Regions from separate parts of the Homo sapiens genome. Here region 2 is linked to region 1. A link is an interaction called in ENCODE POLR2A ChIA-PET data of the cell type or tissue named here. Cell type or tissue: MCF 10A. All regions are shown on one strand. Each heading gives the region's core, and the rest is flanking DNA. Links, peaks and the distances in the headings are about the cores only. Region 1 has its middle 36 kb from the start of TODL. Region 2 overlaps TODL (transcript overexpressed in dedifferentiated liposarcoma).

Region 1 (2,922 bases), core at 135-2,634:
GTACACCTCAGGAGGCCAGACACTTCTAAGAGCAAGAAATAAGTTTGTCTTTTCCTCAGCTCAATCCCCAAGGCTCAGTACAGTGGCCAGCCCTTGGTGAGCACAAAATAAATATTTGTTGAGTAAATGACTAAATATGCAAATGAACAAAAAGTTAAGAATCATAATAGGGAATGAAATAGTTTATAAAATTTTAAATCTCAGCAGTTGTTAGCTATTATTTATCAAAATGTTCACTTAAATTTAAAATAACATTAAAAATGCTAGATTAAAAACTTAAATATTGGACTCTGTTCAAATGTCACTTTCTCAATGATGCCTTCTTTGACCATCCTACATAAAATTGCACCTGAGTCATTGCCTTGCCATTATGCTTCTTCTTTTCCTGGTGCTTGCAGAACAACTTGACTCTGTATTTCATATATTTCTTCTGTCTTCCCAACTTTATGGAAGCTGTATGAGAGCTAGGATCCCAATTTATTACCATTGCATCCTCAGGGCCTAGAACAGTGCCTAACACATGGTAGCAGCACATTTAACTTTAAATTTACCTTATTAAAGGCTAATGTTAATGGAGAGTAATCGCTGGGGTGAGGATAGAATAATTTAAGACTTCTTAAAAATAAGAAGTGTACCGGCTATTATGTAAAGTCTAGTGCTTTAAAATGTTTAAAAAACAATTATTATTATTATTGTTTAGAGACAGGGTCCTGCTGTATCACCCAGGCTGGAGTGCAGTGGTGCAGTCACGTCTCACTGCAGCTCGACCTCCTGGGCTCAAGCAATTCATTCACCTCAGCCTCCTGAGTAGCTAGGACTACAGGTGTGTGCCGCCATGCTAGACTAATTTTTACTTATTATATATTTTTATTTTTATTTTTTTTGTAGAGACAGAGTCTCACTATGCTGCCCAGAGTGATCTTGAGCTTCTCAAGTGGTCCTTTCTCCTGCCTTGGCCTCCCAAAGTGGCAGGATTACAGGCATAAGCCACCATGCCTGAATTCCAGTGCTTTTTAAACCAGTTTGACCACAGTCTTACAATAGGAATGCATTTTATGTAGCAATGTGGCACATCCACTTGAAGTAATACTTACCTTTTCTTTTGCAAGGTAATACTTACCTTGCAATGCTCTTTTCTTTTCCCTTCCATTCTAGTTCATTAAACAAAAAAAAAAGACTGGGAGCAGTGGCTCACACCTGTAATCCCAATACTTTGGGAGGCTGAGGTGGGCGGATCACAGGAGGCCAGGAGTTCGAAGACCAGCCAGGCCAATATGGTGAAACCCCATCTCTACTAAAAATAACAAAAATTAGCTGGGCGCGGTGGCGTGTCGCTGTAATACCAGCTATTCAGCAGGTTGAGGCAGGAGAATCACTTGAACCGGAGAAGTGGAGGTTGCAGTGAGTTGAGAGCACGCCATTGCACACCAGCCTGGGCAACAAGAGTGAAACTCCGTCTCAAAAAAAAAAAAAAAAAAAAGCCAGTCTGATCCACTAACTTCATGACTCACTAATGGTCATGATCATGATTCACACTTTCAAAAGCACTGATTTAAAGTGCTTTTACTTAATAAAATACCCAACTTATGAAAACAAAATAATGACTGCCTTCCCTATGACACCATAAGTATGTCCTGAAAGTTTTGCGATAGTTCTATTGATGGCTGAAAATAGATCAAGAATTAGTTTCAGCTCATTCAGCTTCTTTTATTTTTTAAGGTCTTTTGGACCACAATGTAATCCAATTAAAAAATATTTTGTTCATTCATAAAGGAATTTTATCCTGTGTAAATAAAATTTCTTAATGGCCCAACATATTAGTTACAATTACTTTTATGGCATTTAGGAAAAAGAGGAAATTAAAAAGTCCTTATATTTGAAGTATCAGCATAAATGAAAATGTCTTTGGCAAGAAATGATTATAATAAATTTGTAGGGCATTACATTTCTGTTTTTTTTTTGAGATGGAGTCTCGCTCTGTCACCCAGGCTGAAGTGCAGTGGCACAATCTCCGCTCACTGCAAGCTCCGCCTCCTGGGTGCACGCCATTCTCCTGCCTCAGCCTCCCGAGTAGCTGAGACTATAGGCGCCCGCCACCACGCCTGGCTAATTTTTTTTGTATTTTTAGTAGAGACTGGGTTTCACCATGTTAGCCAGGATGGTCTCAATCTCCTGACCTCGTGATCTGCCCATCTCAGCCTCCCAAAGTGCTGGGATTACAGGCGTGAGCCACCGCACCCAGCCTACATTTCTTAGCAATCTTAAAACCTTTCATTATTTTATGATAAGGTAGCACTTTAGACGGGAGAAGGTTTTAGACCCTGAGTTTTGATATGAGATTATATTATACTACATTGTCTAGGAATGAAAAAAAATCATATCATAGTAGTCATCATCTATTGTATCACAGTAGTATGATAGTAGTTTGAGGTCTGTCTCATCAAAGCATGGATGAAAATGTTCTTCATTTGACCAGAATGTCCATGTCCCTTAGAGCCAGCATTCTTATTCTCTGGACAGCCCTGGACTCACAGGTCAGACCTGCCTCAAAACAAACGATTCTGTCCCTCTGCCAGGAAAGCTACTGCCCAATCTCTCTACTTCCCACCATCATCATTTGAATATCCACTCAAAGGTCACTTTCTAGCAGACAGACCTCTGTTGCTTCCTCCCCGCAAGCCCAAGCTGAATCAACTCTCCTGTCATAGTAGTCATCATGGTAGTTAATGTTGATTATTACTGAAAAGGAAATGGTCCTTTTCAGGCAAAAGGCATGCACAACAATACACAAAGGAGGAAATACAAATGACCAAATAACATATGGAAAAGTGTTTAATCTCACTGTAAATAAAAATATATACAAATTAAAACAACAGTGAACAAAATTCTTAACTTATTAATGTATCAAATATTTTATAAAAT
Region 2 (2,922 bases), core at 265-2,764, 53 kb after region 1:
CTATAGTCATGCCTATCTCTCTACCTCTTCCACAAAAATAGCAACACTAATAGTATATTAGCATACATTTATTGAGCACATTCCATGTGTTGGGTACCGCTGTGAGTTGCTTGTGCCTTTTTAAAAAATGTTTGAGATAGCGTCTCGCTCTGTCACCCAGGCTGGAGTGCAGTGGCGAAATCATGGCTCACTACAACCTCGCACTCCTGGGCTCAAGCTATCCTCCTGCCTCAACCTCCCAAGCAGCTGGTACAAGCATGCATCACTGTGACTGGTTAACTTTATTATTTTTAGTAGAACAAGGTCTTACTATGTTGTCCAGGCTGGTCTTGAATTCCTGGGTTTAGGTGATCCTCCTGCCTCGGCCTCCAAAAGTGCTGGGATTACAGGCATGAGCCACCATGCCTGGCTCTGCTTGTGTATTATCATCTCATTTAATCTTTACAACCACCTTATAGGGTAGGTAGGTATTATTATTGTTGTTGTCTCTGTTTTACAGATGAGGAAACTGAGACTCAAAGAGCTTAAGTAATTTATTCTAAGTAAGTAGTGGAACCAGCTTCAAGCTGAGGCAGTCTGACTGAAGAGCCATCCGCTTATGCTATCACCCACATAGAGAACACCCACCTGCAGCAGAGAGAACGAGGCCAGCTCCCTAAAGGAGGCAGCCCCATGAGATGGAGGAAAGAAAGGGAATCCTACTAAGAGCTCCCCGTTTTCCTGTCATTTTGTTTTGTTTTGTTTTGTTTGACAGAGGCTAATGTGGCTTTCTGACACCAGAGACAGAAATATGCTCAGGAAAATAAAGGATGAAAAAGACATGGATGTTTCCTTCCAATAGCTCACAGGACAGTGGGGGAGACAGACAGACAAACAAGCAAACGGAAAGAAGACAGGAAGCACTAAGGGCTAAAGTAAAGCCACCTTTTAAATGCTGCGGGAGCACAAGGAAGGGGACTCAACACAGCATCAATTAGAGACATGTGTGTCTTCCACGTGTTGGGCACTGTGCTGGGTGCCCTGCGGTTGACTCTGTTAATATTTCAAGTAGAATGAAATAATTTGCGTCCTTTGCTTTTTGGGCCTTTATTGGTGCCTCTTCTGCAATGAATACAGGGTACCCTACAGTCTGCTAGGATTCAGTGTTGGTTCATCTGTGATGTGGCATTTCTTACTTATAGTTTAATTATGATTGTTCTATGCCAACAATGCTGCAGTGAGGTCTGCAAATGGGCTAGGGAAAGCATTTGTTAAAATATAAAAATGTAATTAAAAAAAGTCAGGGTTGTCTTTCCACTAGCCAAATTATATACTTGCTTACATTTTAGGTACTAACTTATTAAAGGGGGGTCCCAATTATGTCTCCCTTTCACAATGCAAGCATGCCTTTAGCCACAATTATTTGTTGTTGGAAAACTGCACACACAATTGCAGCCACAGTTGTCTAATTGTAGGCTGAAAATGAAGGGCAGGCAGTTAATTATTTCTCAGATGCCTGATGCTGCATGTCATTAGCTGGCTGTGGCACAGGTCATTGCACAAGGCGTTCTTCAGCTACGAAAGGTAAGAGCCTGGGTGACGCACTCCACTGGGTGTGGACTTGGAGAGTTAAACGCCCGCTCATCTCTGCCAGGGTGTGCTTTGCTCCGAAGAGAACTGACTTCCCTGTCAACCTTTCACTTAATACTAGCTTACCTATTCTCTCTGTCTTGCTTCTTTGTCTGTTCTGATTTCTTCAGGAATCATCTTGTCAGCTGAAGTGGATGTGCGCTTTTAAAAAAAACAAAAATCTTTATTCCAATTTAAATTGTTTTTTTCATTTCTGTCTTCCAGCTTTTCTCATATTAGAAAGATTGGAGAGAATTGTTTCTATGGAAGTGGTGAACATGGGACAGAAGTACTTCTCTCTTGATAAGACCAGCATGTGCAAACCAGGAAGAAAAAGTAAAATCTCCAATAATAGAGAGATAAATCAAACAGGAAAAAAAAAAGTCTGGGTCCGAAAAACACGTGCATTCCTGTAGCAGAGTTTATGCGAGTTTTTTTTTCTTTTTTTCTTTTTTGTGATGAGGTCACTATTACTCACATGGCTGTGTGGGATAGACAGAGAACATGCATAAATAACAAGAAAGCAAGCATTCTAATTTGCGCACCTTGTTTTTTTAAGAGTATAATCATTGGCTGGAATTAATAGGAGCAGCTCTGAATGAATAACTTACTCAGCATGTAAGTGAAATAACTGAGATTAGAATCCTGAATTGTTACCTTGGGCCTGGAGCATTTACCTCCTTCTCTACCTGCTTATCTCCATCTCCTCCAAGGTGTGTTAACCTCATGATAATCAATCACTTCCATGATCAACAATCTCGCTTCTTTTGAGATACTCTTAGGATTTCTGCTCTAAAAACTTAGACTACTGGGACTTGATTTTCTTTGCTTTTTTCTCAGAAATGTATCTCTTTCTTGTCCAGTTGCAGCAAAATCGAGTGTATGCGGAGTTAAACTCCTACAATTAAATGTGCCATTTCAGTTATGGTTTCTTATTCAGAGTTTTACTTTTTTGTGTCTAGATTTCATCTATTAGTTTTATAATCTTCATTGTACCCCCTTTGTGACATAAAAATTCTATTAAACCAGTTTTACAAACATTGGAAGGTTAGGAGCAATAAACATTGGTACAAAAGTCCCAATTGAAATTAAGGGTTTCTCATAAAACACTACCTTTTAAGGAAATATTGCCAAGTATAATATAATTGTCTTCACTGAATGTATCAATCAGAGTTCTTGATTGCAGACAACAGAGGCCACCCTAACTGTTGAGGCAGGAAGAGTTTTATTGAAGGAGTATTAGGTAGCTCACATCTAACACACATAAACTCACATACGAGTTGTTATGATAATTCAAACTCTCACATATACTGT

The links. ChIA-PET counts read pairs that join two places held together with the same protein. Peaks named below come from ENCODE experiments on the same cell type or tissue, not always from the same donor. Only the 100,000 strongest peaks of a DNase experiment are listed, where the experiment ranks them.
Region 2: POLR2A ChIA-PET joins it to region 1 with 5 read pairs; 2 of 35 experiments call an interaction of 5 or more read pairs at or near these places.

Annotation. Positions count from the first base shown.
Region 1 is chr12:68,970,145-68,973,066 of GRCh38, forward strand. No RefSeq gene overlaps it. Among named protein-coding and RNA genes, the nearest start is that of TODL, 36 kb to the right of the region's middle. In MCF 10A, for the core only: no CTCF peak of the experiment used is centred there; a DNase peak (open chromatin) is centred at 1,507.
Region 2 is chr12:69,023,027-69,025,948 of GRCh38, forward strand. TODL (transcript overexpressed in dedifferentiated liposarcoma) reads left to right here. Exons shown (of 3, transcript XR_001749099.2): 3 at 1,834-2,305. Among named protein-coding and RNA genes, the nearest start is that of TODL, 17 kb to the left of the region's middle. RefSeq lists an enhancer at 1,132-2,331. In MCF 10A, for the core only: no CTCF peak of the experiment used is centred there; a DNase peak (open chromatin) is centred at 1,585.